2 separate regions of the Homo sapiens genome follow, and region 2 is linked to region 1. Evidence: read pairs that join two places in POLR2A ChIA-PET (ENCODE). Cell type or tissue: MCF 10A. All regions are shown on one strand.

Evidence for each region. Peaks named below come from ENCODE experiments on the same cell type or tissue, not always from the same donor. Only the 100,000 strongest peaks of a DNase experiment are listed, where the experiment ranks them.
Region 2: POLR2A ChIA-PET joins it to region 1 with 5 read pairs; 5 of 35 experiments call an interaction of 5 or more read pairs at or near these places.

Annotation. Positions count from the first base shown.
Region 1 is chr14:96,253,655-96,258,654 of GRCh38, forward strand. It overlaps BDKRB1 (bradykinin receptor B1), which reads left to right and starts at 2,556. Exons shown (of 3, transcript NM_000710.4): 1 at 2,556-2,646. RefSeq lists an enhancer at 1-51. In MCF 10A, a CTCF peak has its summit at 2,991; DNase peaks (open chromatin) are centred at 2,107 and 2,977.
Region 2 is chr14:96,084,146-96,089,145 of GRCh38, forward strand. It overlaps C14orf132 (chromosome 14 open reading frame 132), which reads left to right. Exons shown (of 2, transcript NM_001252507.3): 2 at 2,366-5,000. The coding sequence ends at 2,590. Among named protein-coding and RNA genes, the nearest start is that of C14orf132, 47 kb to the left of the region's middle. RefSeq lists an enhancer at 1,879-3,078. In MCF 10A, a CTCF peak has its summit at 2,820; DNase peaks (open chromatin) are centred at 1,476, 2,096 and 2,716.

The DNA of each region.
Region 1 (5,000 bases):
AATTCTGCCCAGCTGTGGCTTTCTGTCCTCCGTCTACAATTGGGAGAATACTGGAGACATCAGATGTCGTGTAAGGACTAAGAACGAACCCTGGAGAGGCTCAGCATCTGGGTGCTATTTGTAGAGGTCTGCTGGGTGACATGTACTAGAGTCTTTCATTTTGAAGAACCTGCTGGATATGACTAGAAAAGTAAAGGAGAAAAAAACTCCAGGACTGATGGATGAGAGAACTGAAAAGTGGCCCTTGATGTCACAGTGGGCACTGGGACTGCATGTCCCCAGGGGCTGCAAACTCCAGAGCTCACCTTCCCTTGAATACACATCCAGTATGGCCCAAGCCCACGCATACTACAGGGAGTCCAGCCTGCCTGGAGTGCCCCCTCACTAGTATTTAGGACACCCCAGGGAAGGTTGGCCTGTCCTCTATTTCCAGAGGCAGGCCTTTATCCTCTGTGACCACCTCTTCACCCAAGTACCCAGGGGACTTCATCAAGCACAGCACACATCAGACTGTAAGGTTTAACCAAACCTTATAGAGGCTGTGGGAATTACAAACAACTAAATTCAGAAAAGGCAAGCATTGGCCGGGCACGGTGTCTCACGCCTGTAATCCCAGCACTTTGGGAGGCCAAGGTGGGTGGATCACCTGAGGTCGGGAGTTTGAGACCAGCCTAACCAACATGGAGAAACCCCGTCTCTACTAAAAATACAAAATTAGCTGGGTGTGGTGGTGTGTGCCTGTAATCCCAGCTACTCGGGAGGCTGAGGCAGGAGAATCGCTTGAACCCAGGAGGCGAAGGTTGCAGTGAGCCGAGATCGCTCCATTGCACTCCAGCCTGAGCAACAAGAGCGAAACTCAGTCTCAAAAAAAAAAGAAAAAAGGCAAGCGAAGCCTCAGAAGAGGGTCCTCAGTGCCTACCCACTTCTTAGTCCCCTGCTATCTTCTGCCACACTATAGGGACCTGCTTTTCTTTCACAGATTTGGGGTCCCCTCCCCCTGCCCTCAGCCCCACTCCCTTGGCCCCAGAGACAGTAGGAGACCCTCTGCTCCCCTGAGCCCGGGCCTGTCTCGCATTTCCCGTGGAGATGAGCAACAAGGGGAAACGTGGGTCTTCTTAAAGAACTTTCCTTTCCGCCCTCCACCACCTTGGCAAGGCAGCCAGATGCATCTCCGAAGTCCAGCTCACTCAGGCCAGCTCTCTTCACAGACTGTCTTCCAGCAAGAGGCAAAGCAGAGATGAGACCTGCACGTGCTCTTTGTGGCAGAGCTGGCCTTATACGCACTCCTGGGTGAATAAACAGGGAGACATCTCCTAAGAACAAACGCTTCTCAGAAACAGTATAGTCTAAACTCATACTGAAGGGAGAATAAGCCAGCCACGGGCTGGAGAGACCCCCGCCTACATTACTAAGTAACAGGAAAGGCTAAGATTTGGAGCCTTCCTCCGGTTCAGATCTATCCCGGGAGTAATGGAAGATGCTTGCCTGTTGACAATTTTTTTTTATTAAAAATCCCACCCAGGAGGTCTCTCCTGATAGGAGGGGACCATCCTATCCTCTAAGGCAAATTCCAGCTTCTTCCCTGAAATGTACATCCGCTACTGAGCCTCAGAATGCTATTTGTTCCACCTACTTCCACAGTTTTAAGGTCTTCAGCAACAGGAGAAGACAGCAGGAAAACTTGAAGTGCAGTTGGCTCCCGCTGAGATGTCACTAGCAGAAAAAGGGAACACAAGCAAAAGGCAAGATTCTAAAGACAGAGGTGACACCTTCTGCTCCAAACATTTGGAGGGTCACCTTTCCAGAAGTCAGACTCGAAGTCCTGAATTCTGGCATGAATGAGTTCTCCTACGTGTAGGGGGTGGCCTGGAAAGATCTTAATTTGTAAGTTGACAGGTAAGGGGCCTTCAGTTGGAGAATCTTGTCACCTGATTCTCAAAGCCAAAAATATCTTACTGTCTGAAACATGAGGTCTTGAGTAGTTCAACTTGACCCATGCAGACATAATTTGAGAGACGCCAAGGAGGATTAGGAAAAAATGTATCTGGTCTTACTCAACTCTGAACATTGCATGAGTCAAACGTTTTCCTAGCTCTCTGTTTGTGTGATGGGTCCACTCTGATGGATTCTTGGCGATGTATCTTTCATGACCAAAATTCAAAAGAGGCCATTCGAAGTGGCTCCCACAAAAGCTGCTGCAGAGCCCCAGACATTCAGAAGCCAATAGTGAAGGGGCCAAAAGCCATCCCTCAATGTTCACTGACACTTTGCGAGCCTTGGGGCAAGTTGGCGATGTCAAAACATGTTTTTAGGGCGTGTTTGCCAACATACAGGTCTTGGGCAGGATTGCAGACCTCTGCAGATGGTACCAAAGTAAAGGGGGAGATGGTAGCTGAATAATCTCTTATCATCCCTAAAGTGCAAAGTGAAATGAGAGTGGATTTTTCCTTCCAAATCCACTTGGAGTGAGTCCCGAAAGACTCACTTTTGCGGCAATCCCCACAATGACATCACTGGAGCGGAGGTTATATAATTTAAAGCAACCACATCTCCACAGCACTTCCCAGAAGAGAAAACTCCTCCAAAAGCAGCTCTCACTATCAGAAAACCCAACTACAGTTGTGAACGCCTTCATTTTCTGCCTGAGTAAGTAAATGACCACCTTTTTTTTTTCTTTTATGAGAGTACAATATGAGAGGAAATCTGTGTCTCTTAGAAAAACAAAAAACTTCCTTTTACACCTACCTATTGGCAAAATTTTCCACTTCTGTGAGGGTACTTTTTAAAAATAATTCTAAATCAATTTAAGAGACTTTTATTTCATGCCTAGTTTGGGTCTTAATTGCTTTTCCAGAACAGGAGGAGGAGGGAAAGGTTTTAGAACTCGTAGGAAGGTTCCAGTAGCTCCTTATATCAAAGTCAGGTGAAACATGTCAGGGCTGAATGCAGCCACCAGAGTTCGCATGGACTGACCAGTTACAGCCTGCAAATTCTGAATCATAAAAATTAAATTAGTCTCTCTGGGATGGCTTACAAGATTTCATAAGACCAATAACTGGTTGGGTTATTCGTGGCTTGAAAGTAGCATCTTACTATGTGACCGTGCTGATGGTCTTTAACATCTGTGGCTGAATTTCCAATGCCTTTAACATCACCATGCTGTTGAAATTGGAGTTAATTTGAAGAATTAACTAATTTGTTGAAGAAAGTCACACTGTCTCATAGCCTAGGTTAAAATGTGCAGAATTCAGAAAATACCACACAGGAATTACAGAATTGCCATCTCTTGTAGACTTGCCCAGTGCCCCTTCTGAGTTCTTCAAATAGGGTCACATATTACTAACAATATCCAGAGATATTGTTTATTGAGCACCTACTATGTTCCAGGCAAATATCAGAGCTAAAGCTGAAAACTGGCAAAGGAAGATTTCTCCTCTCTAGCCAACTTTATAAACACAGACAGCAGCAGGTGAGGACAATCCCTTTAAAAATAAGCCCCATGTGAGCAGACACATGCTGTGGCTGCAGTGGCCCCAGCCACCTCCCCGTCCTGGGGATGGGGGCGGTGTCCACTGACCTAATCAGGTTCGAGCTAAAGTCCCTGCGTAGCTGGTCGTCTCTGGCTTCCTGGGCAGGGTGCAGCCTCACCCCCGTGCTGGTTTCCTAAGGCTGCTATAATTAATTATCACAAAGTGAGTGGCTTAAAACGATGCAAGTTATTATCTTACAGTTCTGGAGATCAGGAGTTCAAACTCAGTCTCGCTGAGCTAAAGTCAAGATATTGGCTTGGCTTTGTTCTCCATCCCCATGATTCAATTATCTCCCACCAAGTCCCTCACACAACACGAGAGAATTATGGGAGCTACAACTCAAGATGAGATTTGGGTGGGGACACAGCCAAACCATATCAGTGCTCAACACCCTCCCATCTCTTCTCAAACTCTCAATGCCCCAGCCCCTCCACCACAGGTCAGGACCTCGCCTCCTTTCTCCCTGAGAAATCCCAACCAATCGCCGGGGAATTCTACAGATTCCCACCTGCCAGCCTCTGTCACCATAGACCTCAGCTTCCTGGCCATCATCAGAGATAGCTAGGAGAGGGATGGTCAGGCCATGTGTGTGCACACTGCCGGGGCACCCCAATAGTCAAAAATTATTTCCCCCAAAAATTAGTATTTACAGGTAGAAAGAGAGAGGAAAGAAGGAAGGAAGGAAAGAAGGAAGGGAAGGAAGGAAGGAAGGAAAGCAGGATGGGAGGGAGGGAAGAAGGGAGGGAGGAAGGGAGGGATGGAGGAAGGAAGGAAGGAAGGAGGGAAGGAGGGTAGGGAGGGAAGGAGAGAAGGAGGGAATGAAGGGAAGGAAGGAAGGAAGGGGAAAAAATCCAACAAAATGGTTATATTATATTGATGGTGTTATAAAGTAGTTCTAGATAAAAACTATTTTCAAAAAAGTCTTTAAATATATATGCATACACCTATGAATATTAAAGCAAAAGAAAACATGTTTATGTTAATCAACTGAACATTTAAAAATAAGATAAGCAAAATAATTGTTCTTGTTGTATATTCACATGCTACAGTTTCTTGTACCTGACTGATACCCTGTCACTGGCATTTTTCACAAGAATGTATTTTCTTCAGTGGGGTCTTGTTATTTTTAATTTTTCCATATAATTGCCTGAAATCTTTTTTCCACAAATTTTACAATTAACAAATTTAAATTAGTACCTTCAATTGACTCTTCTCTTGAACCATAATATATTGAGAAAATGTTCCCTGTGCAGGTTCTGAGTGATAAGCTCTCAGCAAATTCTGCCAGGCAGAGGCTGTTCTCAAGTCCAATTCTTTGCATATGGAATTGCATAAATATTTTAGCCCAGATATTTTCACAGGTGCTGTCTTTGTGCCTTAGTTTGGAATGTAGTGGTGCGATCTTGGCTCGCCACAACCTCCGCTTCCCAGGTTCAAGCAATTCTCCTGCCTCAGCCTCCTGTGTAGCTG
Region 2 (5,000 bases), 170 kb before region 1:
GATCCCATTCGTGGAGTCCAGGGAGACATCTGTCTGAGCAGCCAGCAGCATGGGCCTGGTGAGAGAGAAGAGACAAGAAGCAATGAGTGGGAAGGGACAGGAACGCTGGTTAATTCCTGGGAATCTGGCAGGGGTCGCGGGGGGATGTGGGGGCAGAACAATCCCCTGCAGCCCCCGTCATGCCCAAGAGGAAAAAAGCACAGCTTCTCACACTGAGCCTGCTTTCCAAGAGGCCACCAGCAAATGTTGGTGGCTTTACCTTAGCCTGGAGGCCTTCTGTTGTGGACAGGTTGGGCAAAGGCACCGATGATGTCGCCTGGGGAAGGGGAAGCCTCCCATTAGGCTGGCATGTGTCTGATGCACCCACACCCCATCTGACCTGCAATTCTTTTATTTACACTTATAATTGTATTTTTAGCATAAAAAACTGTTGTAATATTCTTGTTTGCATTGGTCATTATATTTAATTGAAATATAGTAATAGAATATGTTATACATATAAGAAGTACTCATATAAAAATGTACCCCACGAGGGGTGAACACAGCATGGTAACCTGCAGCCCCCACTCAGAAATTGCACCTGGCCTGCCCTGAGCCCCATAGCAGTCCTTTCCAGTCACTGCACTCTCTAGGTCAATAACTGCCCTATTCCATCCCCTCAAGGACAGCACCATGTTAGGAATATAGGTGCCGAGTGCCTCCTGGCAGGAGTCCATCAGAAGCAGATGCTCAAGGGCCACCTGGTGACCTGGTAATGGTCATCCTTTAAGAGGAGGCCACTGAGACTCAAGGCAGGCCAGAGAGCTTCTGAGCAGCAGCTGCCCAGGCACGTGTGTGCCTCTCATGTTCCAGGAGCCTGACCCTGAAGCCCATGGGGCTGCATGCAGAGCCGGGAGTGCCTGGGCTCACAGTCAGACACTCGTGGCACTCAACCCTGACACCACCACAGATTAGTGCTATGGCCTTGACCTCTGCTTATCCACCTGTAAAATGGGGTTGCAGTATTAGCCTCCACCAGGATTGTTGAGTGATTGAGAGTATTTTAATGTCTCTAGCACAGCCCCTGACCATAGCAGGAGCTCCACACAGAATACTGTCTCATGCGGTGCTCGGTAACTGTGCATCCGATGCAGGCCTCACTGTGTCATGTTCATTCATTCAGGTTCCCTTCAAAAGAAACATTGATTATGGGCCAAATAGGTGTCAGTGCCAGCCCAGGAATGCACATGCATATTCTGCCTCTGGAGAGGGCCTGGGAAGCCTGGACATGGGCCTCCTGGGCTGGGGCAGGAAGGGGCCTCCTCTTCACTGCTGTGTCCGGGATCACCCCCTCCCTTGGAGCACCCCACCTCCCACCTGAAGTCTGAGCAGCAGAGAACCTTTAAAAACAGAAATAGGAAGTTCTGATTCATGAATGCAAACATTCTGGCATCCCGTGTGCAGTGATGTGCGGCGTGGGCGGTGGGAATTAGGGAACCTCTTCTAGCGTATTTGTTCCTATCCACCGGAAGGTATACAGTGTTCATACTCATTGACTCAGAAATTGTGTGTCGGGGAGTCTGCCCTAATAGATAACAATGTGTGTACCATGATGCATGTACATGCTAATGGATGTACAAGGATGTTGATCAGTGCATCATTTATCATAGGAAAAGTGGAAATTGCTAAATCTCCAACACTAGGGGAGTGGTTAAACTGTGGCTTATGTTCATGATAGAATAATACACAATTGTTAAAATGGAATTTTGATGGCCATTTTGAAACAGGGATTAAAAAACACGTTTAAATGTGTTTTCTCTCTGTCTCTGTCTCTCTCTCTCACTCTGTCTCTCTCTCTCTCTGTCACACACACACACACACACACACACAGAGGAAAAAAAGATTGGAAAGAAAAACCATCAAAATGTTAGCACTGATTATGTGGTGGGATCATGATTCTCATTTTTTATCCTGTTTTATATTTTCTTAGGGTTCTATGCTAAGCATATATTATTTTTAAAATTAGAAGAGGAATGAAGGCATTTTACAACCCATATCGTTATGGAGGAGCCTGGCATGGGGGGAGGGGAATGGCTGGAGGGGTTGCTGTGAGTCCTGGTGAGTCACCAGCTAGCTGTTGGGTGAGTTCCTTGATGCTTTCATAGTAGCGTGGGCATGAGAATGTCTGCCTCAAAAGGCTGCTGTGAACACTGATTTTTATAAATTACCATCAATGATAAAACCACAAAAGCAAAGCCCCATTTTGCAGGTGCAGTAGAGATCGTAGCTTCATGTGGGGTTGTTTGACCAGACCACTTCCCTTTTGCAGGGTACATCTGCCCAAGCCCCCATGGCCCTGGATAATTCTCTCTCTCCTTCTTTGCAGCTGCCCATGATGGGGGGAGCTTTCATGGACTCGCCCAACGAGGACTTCAGCACCGAGTACTCCCTGTTTAACTCCTCTGCCAATGTCCACGCGGCTGCCAATGGCCAGGGCCAGCCGGAAGATCCTCCTCGGTCCTCCAACGACGCCGTCTTGCTATGGATTGCCATCATAGCTACGCTGGGGAACATCGTGGTGGTGGGCGTGGTGTATGCCTTCACCTTCTGAGGACGGCACACCCTGCACCACCATGGGGTGAGGCTTGGCACGTAGCTCTGACTTGCTGTCGGCCTTTGGCTTCTCCTGTGTTCTAGAACCAGGAGTTTTGACCAGGGGCGGCGGCCGTCCTTCTGGAATTTCTCCCCAGCAGCCCTGATTTCAAATATCCCATGTTGTGGTCAAGCTGAGTCAGAAGACATGGAAGTATGGGCCTCCTGCCCCTAGAGGCATGACGGGGCAAGGCCTTCAGAGGGCAGATTGGGGATCCTTGAAACTACATTCCAGGAACATGGGACCAGATGAGACAGCTAGTTAAGTTTAAAACATAGACATGATTTGATGATCGCTTGCTGGTGGTAAATAATCACTCGTGTGTCTTGTTTTTATGCAAACTTATCGAACCTAGGGCGTGGGGTGCTGGGGCAAGAGCAGCCCTCAGAACTTCAGTGTTCCTGACCCAATTCTGGTTTCACATTCAGTCCCTTGGCCATCTAGTAGGGCCATTGGATGTTCCTAGTTTGACTTTGAAATGGCACCTTTGCCACCAGACACCTGGTCCCTTCCAAGACCCAAGTGCATTGGGAGACCCAGGGATGGGGGGTTACTGGTAATAGGTGGGGTTTCTGGGGGTGTTGTTGGTGGTTTTTATCTCCTGGTCGGACTTTCTCTTCTTTTTAAGAAGAGGAGAGGATGTCTTTAAGAGCTAGATGTGCCAGGCAGTGGACTCTTCAGGCCACCCACGTGAGAATGCTGTTTCTTCTCTGAGGAATCGTGGAATTTTAAAGATGAACAAGATTCACATCCACTGAATTATTCAACGGATGGGTCAGAAAGGGGGGTGATTTGCCTGTGGTCACCAGGCAGGTTTGTGGAGGAGTCGGAACAGAAAGATGTGTCCTCACTCTCAGCTCACTGAGCTCTCTGCCCCAACTAAGCACTTCCCTGAGGAGGTTGCTGAGAAGCTGCCCTCAGGAGAATGTCCAGGCATCTTGAAGGTGGGTGCGAGATTGGCAGGCTGCTCAGATACCCGTCCTTTACATTCAGTGTGGATACCGTGCATTCTCCTGAAGCTGTGAAAGTGCTTCTGCCCAAGCCACTTCCTTAAATTCTGAAATATCAGCATCTGGGGTCCTGGCAAGCAAGGAAGCTTCCAAGTAAAAACCAGAGAGAAGGGCACACTTTTCTTTCTTCATTAGGAAATCTTATTGCACAGGAACCACCCCCACCCCCACCCCCCACACCTTCCCAAGGCAGCATCCCAGTGCAGATAGAGTGGGAAAGGTCCCAGAAGGGGGCTCACTCACCTCTAGGCCCAGAGAGGCTTTCTCCTCACTTTATACACTGCAAAAACAGAAGAATTGTGTCAATAACACCCTCTGTAGTGGAGAAACTTAAAAAGCTGGTTAGGAAGCTCTCGTGTATATTTAGAGACAATTACAAGAAAGCTGGACTTGCCGCTGTGGTCTCAGGAGAAATGAGTGTTCTTGATGACAGGCAAAGGGACATCTTAGTTGTCCAGAAGCGGCACTCTTCCCTGGAAGCCGCCATGTTAATAGGATTACTAGCCTGGCTCCAGACAGTGCCTGCTCATGGCTGCCAGTTCTTACCGATCACATCTGTCACTGCCACCGTATATCATCTGCCAGTGCATCAGCTTAAGGGGAGGTCACGAGTGCAAAAGAACCTGACCCTTGACAATGAGGGAGAAGGGACATGGACCACCTGTCTGGAATTCCTGGAATCACTGGCAGGGTGGAGGCTGGGCTGGGGAGTTAGCCGCGGTGTGCGTGAATGGCTCTGTCTCCAGCAAGTCTCTCTCCATCAAACCCCAGGTCTGCCCCATAAGCAAGATCTTTAACAGATGGATGTCTCCATGAGAAAACCCAAGGCGAGAAGCCCAGAGCCATGGCGGGGTTGCTTGACGTCCTCATGGAGTCACTCTGCCCCACATGCTCAAATCTTCCCTCTGGCCCCACATCCCTAGGAGGGCCTGACCCCTGTAAAGATACAGGAGGCAGCTCCCTGGCCTCCAAATGGCCCATGGAGATGGCAGTCGGGAGACAGGGTTCTGTGTTTGCTGCGGTGAAGGGAGGAGAAGGCAGGAGGAAAAAGGATGGCTTCTAGCCCTGAAGAGGACTCCAGCATCCCAGGCACCGGGTGCTTCTGGCTGCAGTTTTCCCTATGGAGGCCCCTCAGCCTCCAGCCCTAACATAAATGTCGGTTAAATTCAGTTTTCAAGCCTCTCTCCCTTTTCAGTGTCAGAGCAGTAGATGGTCCAGGGCATTGGAGGCCTCGACCACTCTGCATTGCAGATTACAGTGACTTCCTCGGGGTTGCCCCATCTTGGTCTCCTGTGGTTTCTTCATCAGCTTTTTTTTTACCAGCATCTCTCAAATAACAATGAAGATAGATATGCCCA